2 separate regions of the Mus musculus genome follow, and region 2 is linked to region 1. The links are chromatin loops, found by intact Hi-C in ENCODE. Cell type or tissue: left cerebral cortex. All regions are shown on one strand. Each heading gives the region's core, and the rest is flanking DNA. Links, peaks and the distances in the headings are about the cores only.

Region 1 (3,808 bases), core at 637-3,136:
GTAATGGTGGATTTTCCTAATGGGTCACGGGAAACACCAGGTTTTCTGTCATATCTCTTCCAGATGGTTTCCAGGTTGTTAGATAAAGTCCCACCCCCCAAAGCTGTCAGCCCTACACTGCCTCTCCTGCATCCCACCACCTTCAGTCCCCTCCCTGTCCATTCTGTGCCTAGGATTCCAGGAGTGAGACAGCAACATTCCCATTAAACAAGAGCAGATAACTCAGACGGAATCTCCAGGGCAAATCGACTCTCAGCACCTGGCGCAGTTCCTTTAATGAAGCCTTTTTCTCTCCATGATATGGCTCCATTAGACACTGAGAAGCTGGAGTATGTAAAATATTTTGTTTATCTGGCCTTTCTCAGAGGTACTGTCTGTCATTGTAGATGTCTGCAGTAAATATAGCAACGACATTGCTGGGTGTGTGAAGCTATTAGATTTATGAGGCACATAAACTGCAAAGCTTCTAATAACCATAATTCCTTACTTCAATCATAATACCAGCATTAGTGTCATGTTTTCCAGAGGATTTTATGTTTCTAAAAATATCTTAATTGTGGTTACCATCTCTTTCCTGTAATTCCTTTAATTTGGAAGTGAAAGGCTGTAGCAGGGGTGCAGCTGCAGAAACAGCCCCCGCCCCGCCCCCGGCATTGTCTAGGTGGGCAGCAGACAAGATTGATCACCCATTTTGCAGCTTTTGCAATTAAATTAGATAAATTTTTCTTGGAAAAAAGAGGGTCCACACTAATAAGGATCAACTGATGGCCAAATCAAATGTGGGGGTGGGGAATGGAGGGAAGAACCTTTCTCCTCCCTCCTCTCTTCTTCGCCCTCCCATTCCTGTACCCGGGGTGATTCTGTGGGAATACTTCTACCACCTTGTTCTAACCACTCGGTGTTATTTGAAAAGCCACTGGAAAGATGCCAACCGTCAATTTTCCTTTTGACTCAGGACCCAAAGTTTAGCTCAGGTGCTTGATATAGAAGTCTTGGCTTGAGGAGTTTCTCTGACTTTTAAGGATAAAAGGAAGACAATTTTGTAAGTCATCTTAGAAGCACACACAAACACACACATACGCACGTGCACGCGCGCGCACACACACACACACACACACACGACTCAGAAAGAAAAAGCTATTGGCATTAGTTTGCACAAAAATCTGCCATTGGGCCACACTATTTACAATGCAGCATGGTTGGGTTGCTGCAAGAACTGTTGGGGTACAACAGATGTTTTATTGTATCTATTTTAGAATTGGTAGACGTGAAGTACCACAGTGTTAGCCACTGGAAGATGACTGTAAATAAACATCACTGAATTTATGGCCATGACAGTGACATGGTCAACCCTAGCCAGAGAAACAGAAGAAGGGGACTTTCCCTAAGGAATATTTCTTAACAAATACTTAAGAAAAATGGTTTTTGTGTGTACTCTGAGAGTATTATACTATATATTTTTATCATAGTCTCTCCTCCAATTTTTTCAGATCTTTCCCAATCTCTCTGACCAGCTTTATATTCTTTCTCTTCTTAAAAAAAATACCCCCCCAATAACATGAAGTCCATTTGTCATCTTCCTGTGAGCATGAGGCTTGCCCTGCAGTGTGGTTAATACAGCCAGTGCCACTTCATTGGAGAAAACTGATTTTCCCCTCTCCCAGTAGCTATCAGTTGTGAATAGCCTCTTGGATGGTGAGATGCTGTGCCCACTTTCCCTCCTCCACACCCCAGCTTGATCCTGTGCATGCTGTCACAGTCTCTACAAGTTTGCACATTCAACTGAAGCCAACTACCACCTCTGTCTCTTAGAATCTTTCTTTCCTACTCATGAATATTTTTAAGATTGTTCCCCCTGTGAATAGACACAGATATAAGCATAGCATATAACGTTCACATGATAGAGACATATAAGGGCTACACACAGTTTCATCCTGCAACAATCACCATTGTCAGCTTTGTTGGTTGTTGCAGGTTCTTTTGTTATTCATATTCAAATATAATATTTTCCAGAAATATAATAGCACTACACATGCCATTTGTGGACAGATTTTAAATGCAGTATATCAGGGGCATCTTCTGGAGTGAGAAATCTACATCTGTCTCAACCTAATGAATGTTTCTTTGACATTCTACAGTAGACTTGGAGCCTAAGTTACTTAAATGCTCCTTTACTGATGGGCATTTAAATAGTCTTTAATATTTTGTTCTTGTAAAAAATAAAGTGTTTCTAAGAATATCTTAGCTCTATATCTTTGGGTGTTAATGACCCTGTGTTTGCTGGACAAATTCTTAAAAAGTAACATTAGAAGTTTTATTTATTGCTGGACACAGATTAATATGTGTGAGGAAGCTGTTTTAAAGCTGTGTGGCACTTTCTCACTTTCCCAATAATAAATGAAAGGTTTATTTGCACAATGCATCATGGCGCTAACCATTGCACCTAAGGTGAAGCTACATCTCTTATTTTAGCTAGGAGCTTTGATGAGACTGTCTCATTGCCTTATTTTGCTGTTTTTTAAAAATCAATCATGTCATTGACTTTATATATATATCCCTTTTAAGGATATATAAATATCCATAAGGATCCTTTTTATCCTTTCCATATAAAAATAAAACATGTTTTATATCATTATAATATAATAATATTGCATTCAAACAAGAAGTTAGAAGTAAGTTTCTAAAACTATTGCACTATTTCTTATTATATAATACATTTCATCCTATATAAATTATATAATTTTGGTAAAATCCTGAAGTATTCTTATACATGCTTATACAAAATATATATTTTATTTATTTCTAGCAGTTGTTTTTGAGATATAACTTATTATGCTGTTTGGAGGTTTGGAAGTAGGTGGCTACAATGAAACTATGTCTTTGCACACAGTAGGGCAGTTGCTCACATGAACTGACGGTGGTTGTGACAACATGCATGAGACTCAAGCCAGTTCAAGCTCTACCATGGAGAGAATTGCACACAAAAACCCTCTCCTCTAACTGCAGAGCTGTTGCTGGCAACCGACAGTTCCTGGGATAGGAAGAGTCAGTTTTCCTTAGGAGTATGGCCCTTGCTAAGTGGACCATGCTCCTGTAGAAGTCCACATACCCAAGAATATATGGGTAGCACAAATATGACTTTATGATTGTTTTTAAAGAGGACCCAAAGTTGGGTGGTTAGGAAATGGAGCTGGATCTAGAAGGAGCTGAGGGATGCTGTGACTATGCTCAAAGCACACTATACAAAAACAAAAAAAAAACCTAATAAATTAACTTCTCAAATTGTTATTAATGACATCTGCAATACTTAACGTCAGCCTCTTTTCCTTATTATTTTATATGTTCTATTTAAAAATTGCAGAATGCCTGTCTTCTCATGGCTATATTCCTTTACTCTCTGTTCCTTTGATCTGGTCATCTCCGTTTAGGCACAGTTCCTTTAAAACACATTTAAATCTGGTAGTAGTCATGCAAATTTTCTTTTGACTATATTTATTTTTTGAAATTCCTCAGTCTCCTGATTATCCACTCTTCCAGATTAACATAATTATCATTTTTAAGAGAATTGATAGAATTGGGGTTAAATTTGATGAATGTATCCTTTGCTTTGAGAATTGTCACCTTTGTGTGTCTTGCTGAGTGTGTTGAGGGTACTCACTGCTCTTCTCGGATGCTATAAAAACAGTAGACAAAGACAATGTGGGCTAAGTGTAGGTTTCCAGAGTGGTTAGGCAATGACAGAAAAGTCAACACAGATAATATCAGAAGTCAGGAAGGGTACACACAGAGGGAAGAAGGTATGTACTGA
Region 2 (3,808 bases), core at 644-3,143, 260 kb after region 1:
TCCCCATCCAACACAGGACATTTTCTTCCTACAAACTGGTTCATGGGAAATTCATTTTTAAAAAAATCTGTGCTAAGCTTTATTCATTTAAAGTGATTTTGCTTTCTGAAAAGAGGTACAAAAGGGAAATCTCGCTCTTTTTGTCTTCCTAATTTAACAACTGCTGGGTGTACACTCACCTATAATAAGTAGGGGAACACCCATTGACCGCCACCATAGCCAGGGTTTAAATATGAAGACTCATTAGTATTTTTCAATGCATTATCTCTTTTCTCCTACATTGGGCTATTTTGGCTGAAATCGTTTGACAGCAGCCTTTGGTCTTATCTGAGAGGTCTTGCTGGCTCTCTGTGCACCTGTGTCCATCCAGACAGCGAACCCGACTGCAAAACTCGTCACCAATGAACTGTCAGATCATTACTACGGTTGATGCTGTATAATCTGTCTTGAAATTAGCATCAGTCTGGCCAGGCTGGGCACTCACTTGCCACAGAGGCTAATTCGCTCCTTGAATATGCATTCATGGAGATGTGCCTGGCTTTGGAATCCAGAGGGAGTACACGTTAAGAGCAGATTTTCTGAATTAGCATGGTGAGAGGAAAGGGTCCTTCATTTAGACGGCTGCAGATGCGACTCCCTCTTGTTCATTACAAGTGCATTTCATCAGCTTTATGATGTCCACATGTCAATTGAGTGTGAGGATTTTGCACACAAAAGAGCCTCAGGGAAACGGGCTCCACTAGCTAATCAGCTGATTATCATACCTCAAATGGGCTGTGGTGCTTGCTGCTCCCAACCTGTATGGGCGAGAGCAGAATTGAAGATTAAGACTGCAAAGAAAGAGGACTGCAGCCAGTTTAGAGAAATTAAAGAGGCGTTTGTTTGTCAGCAAAAGAGAAAGGACAGCGACCGCTCAAGTGAGAGTCTTCGGAAAGAGGTGGACCTTTGAAACAAAATGACTAATGTGTTTCTTTTAAAGGGGACTGGCGGGGAAAGGGTGAAAGGTTAATTAGTATATCATTCTCCCGTTTATGCCCAGCTGTGTAGAGTCTGTCCCGTTTCTGCCCTGGATGTGAAAAACCAGAATTTAAGAACCTGTTCCAGGGTTCAAAGGAGTACCTCAAAGTAACTGAATTAGTTTCCAACAATAGAAGACACACAACTTCCCTGGGCACCTCCTTAAAGATAGCCTTAGATTGTTTGCGAAGTCACTGATTAATAACAAGGGCATAACATGAAAAGAGAAGAAAAATACATCTGTATGGCTCCATAAGACATGCTGGCTAGGAAACATTATGAAAGTCGTTAATTGAGATCTTGTCATCCGAGTTGTATTCTTTATATCCTTTGGGGAGAGGAAATTAATGGGTGGTCTCCCCTCCCCCCCATTTTTTGTCTGAAATTTACCAAAGTTTTCTCCCAGCTCCCCAGGGTCTTCCTCTAGTCTATCTAAAATGCAGTTAGAGCCGAGGCTGTCTTTTGCTTCACAGCGCGCCTGCCTTATGCTTTCATCAGAGGAGTCTAACTCACACAGATGCACTATTTAACAATGCCATCCCCTGCTTTCATCAGAAGGGGGAAGGTTGCAGCGCCGAGCCCTGCAGAATAAGGGGGGCAGGTCCCCTGTGATCGGCGAAAGCTGAACATCGGTGCCAGTTTCCATCTGTCATGATAGCCTATCTCGGAACCTTCAATCTGTCAAAAGCTCGCTGCCTGGCTGAAGGCTCCAGGAGATTTGATGCACTAAACACACTTGACAACAGCATTATCACTGCAAGGAGCCAGCAAAATGCCATCAATGTGTTAATTGTAACCGGCTATGTAAAGTGTCACTTCCCATATCATTTAACACCAGCTTCGCCTCTTTTGCAGTTCCTAATTTTCTACACTTTATAAACATATGGATTGCTCTTGTAGCAACAATGTGTTCTTCTTAGCGGAGCTTTAATTCTGCTTGGAAACACTGCACCCAAGCTTCTATCAGAGAAATGGCTGGGAGGGGTTGGGAGCCTGGAGGTGGGGTAGAGAAAATAAAAGGAAGCTGGGGGAGGGGAAACAGGATTCAAGCCCTTCTCTATCACAGGCAGCTGTGGTGGTTTTTAGACTATGGATTGACTGGTGCTGCGTTGCCCCCCACCCCAACCCCCTCACCCCACCCTGGTTTCTTTTCTCCCCCCTGCTAATGGGCAAATAGTTTTGTTTCTCTCTCCAGAGGATGAAAAATGCAGATCCAGGATGTTTGCAGGCAGGGTGTTTTCTTCCATCATAATATGAACAGTTTTGTAATGGTAAACAGGAGAGCAGCACATAAATAAATGGAAAATCCCCCTTGAAGAACGAAATGGGTTTTTAGCACCCAAGTACCTAATATTCAATTTCTGCTACAACCAGGGCCAGGTGTTAAATTTCTCTAGTTACTGTCACTAATGCAAATTAGATTCTTTTTCTGCTCATAAAAAATCAAATCCACATTAGAAATTAGCTATAAAATGTAATGACTTAAATGCTATAGTGTTTTACAAATCTCCCTGCATATCTATGGTAGATAATGCTGTAAAAGAGAGAGAAGATAATAAAACATAGTAGGAAGTTGAGTTATTTAAAGGTCTTTTGTGACTGATTACTGAAAAATGTGATATATTCTTTTGCTCTTCTCTGCCTGTGCCCCAATTCATTGTGGGAAATGAACACGTTTATGATCCTCTCTCTCTCTCTCTCTCTCTCTCTCTCTTTTACAAGCTGAGCAGTAATCAAAATCCATTTTTAAATGATGTAGCAAGAACTGGAAAAAGCATTTAGATTATTCAGGGAGAAAATACCAACCAGAGAAGTTTACAGTACCTCTGTGACTTTTAATCATGGCTGGTGTAGCCATCCAGAGGGAACTTCAGACCCATTAACTAAGTAGCTCCGTTAGTATGTTAAACTCTTCATTAACAACATCAGCAAACACACCTAGGGATTGTCTCATCTATGTGCATCACCCTACCCACGGTCCACACACACAAATCCAAAAAGAAAGAAAAAACTACCCTTTAAAATGGCTTTTTTTTTTTTTAAATTCTACAGTTAACATCTGAGTAAAACTGAGCTGGGAGAAGCATAAACGCCATATATTTGTCAAAATTTAAACTCTTAGCAGGCATTCCCTCCCCTCCCCTGTAGAATGCATATTTTGCTTTACCTCTGCCAACTACCCAATTTAAGTTCTTAAATTAAAATCATAATGAAACTTTAGGCCCCAGATGAATAGGGAGTTTGTTGCAAAGTAAACAAAGTTAGAATTAACATGGACATTTCTGAATTCAGCTAAAAAAGAAAATCACCAAGATGCCAATACAAGTTTATCTGGGGAGAATACACGCACACTCATGGGCATACAGTACCCGCAATGGTGCTGTTAGACAAATACTCATATTTTCAGGGGGAATTCTAACAGTGTTAAGTAGACCACAAAGACCACACAATTGCCTGCCTCCTGATTCTAGAGGTAGTCTAAAGAGATCCACATAGACCACAGTCCCCCAAAGGTACTCTCTATCCTGAGCAAAGAGCAGCCATACCTTCTTTCTGGGCCATAGCACCCTGCCCGTGGCACTGGGAATACAAGGTGGCAGCCACGCCCAAGATCTTCCCTCCAGATAAGAGAACTCCATATTAGGTTATCTTACAACCCTCTTTGGCTCCCCTGACACAATAGCATCTGCCCTACTCCTGAAACAGACCTGGCAGTTAGCATCTGGGTTTTGGAGTGAAAAGACACAGGCAAACACACCCAGGTGGCCAGGCTTCCTCCTCGGTGCTTGGA

The links. A loop is a pair of places that touch in the nucleus more often than their neighbours do. Peaks named below come from ENCODE experiments on the same cell type or tissue, not always from the same donor. Only the 100,000 strongest peaks of a DNase experiment are listed, where the experiment ranks them.
Region 2: it touches region 1 in a loop (2.1-fold over the local background); 2 of 42 quality-filtered maps call a loop at or near these places.

Annotation. Positions count from the first base shown.
Region 1 is chr2:74,383,056-74,386,863 of GRCm38, reverse strand. No RefSeq gene overlaps it. Among named protein-coding and RNA genes, the nearest start is that of 4930441J16Rik, 77 kb to the right of the region's middle. In left cerebral cortex, for the core only: no CTCF peak of the experiment used is centred there; a DNase peak (open chromatin) is centred at 1,752; H3K27ac peaks cover 246 bases.
Region 2 is chr2:74,127,171-74,130,978 of GRCm38, reverse strand. No RefSeq gene overlaps it. Among named protein-coding and RNA genes, the nearest start is that of Gm31534, 77 kb to the left of the region's middle. In left cerebral cortex, for the core only: no CTCF peak of the experiment used is centred there; DNase peaks (open chromatin) are centred at 1,547, 1,695 and 1,925; H3K4me3 peaks cover 890 bases; H3K27ac peaks cover 402 bases.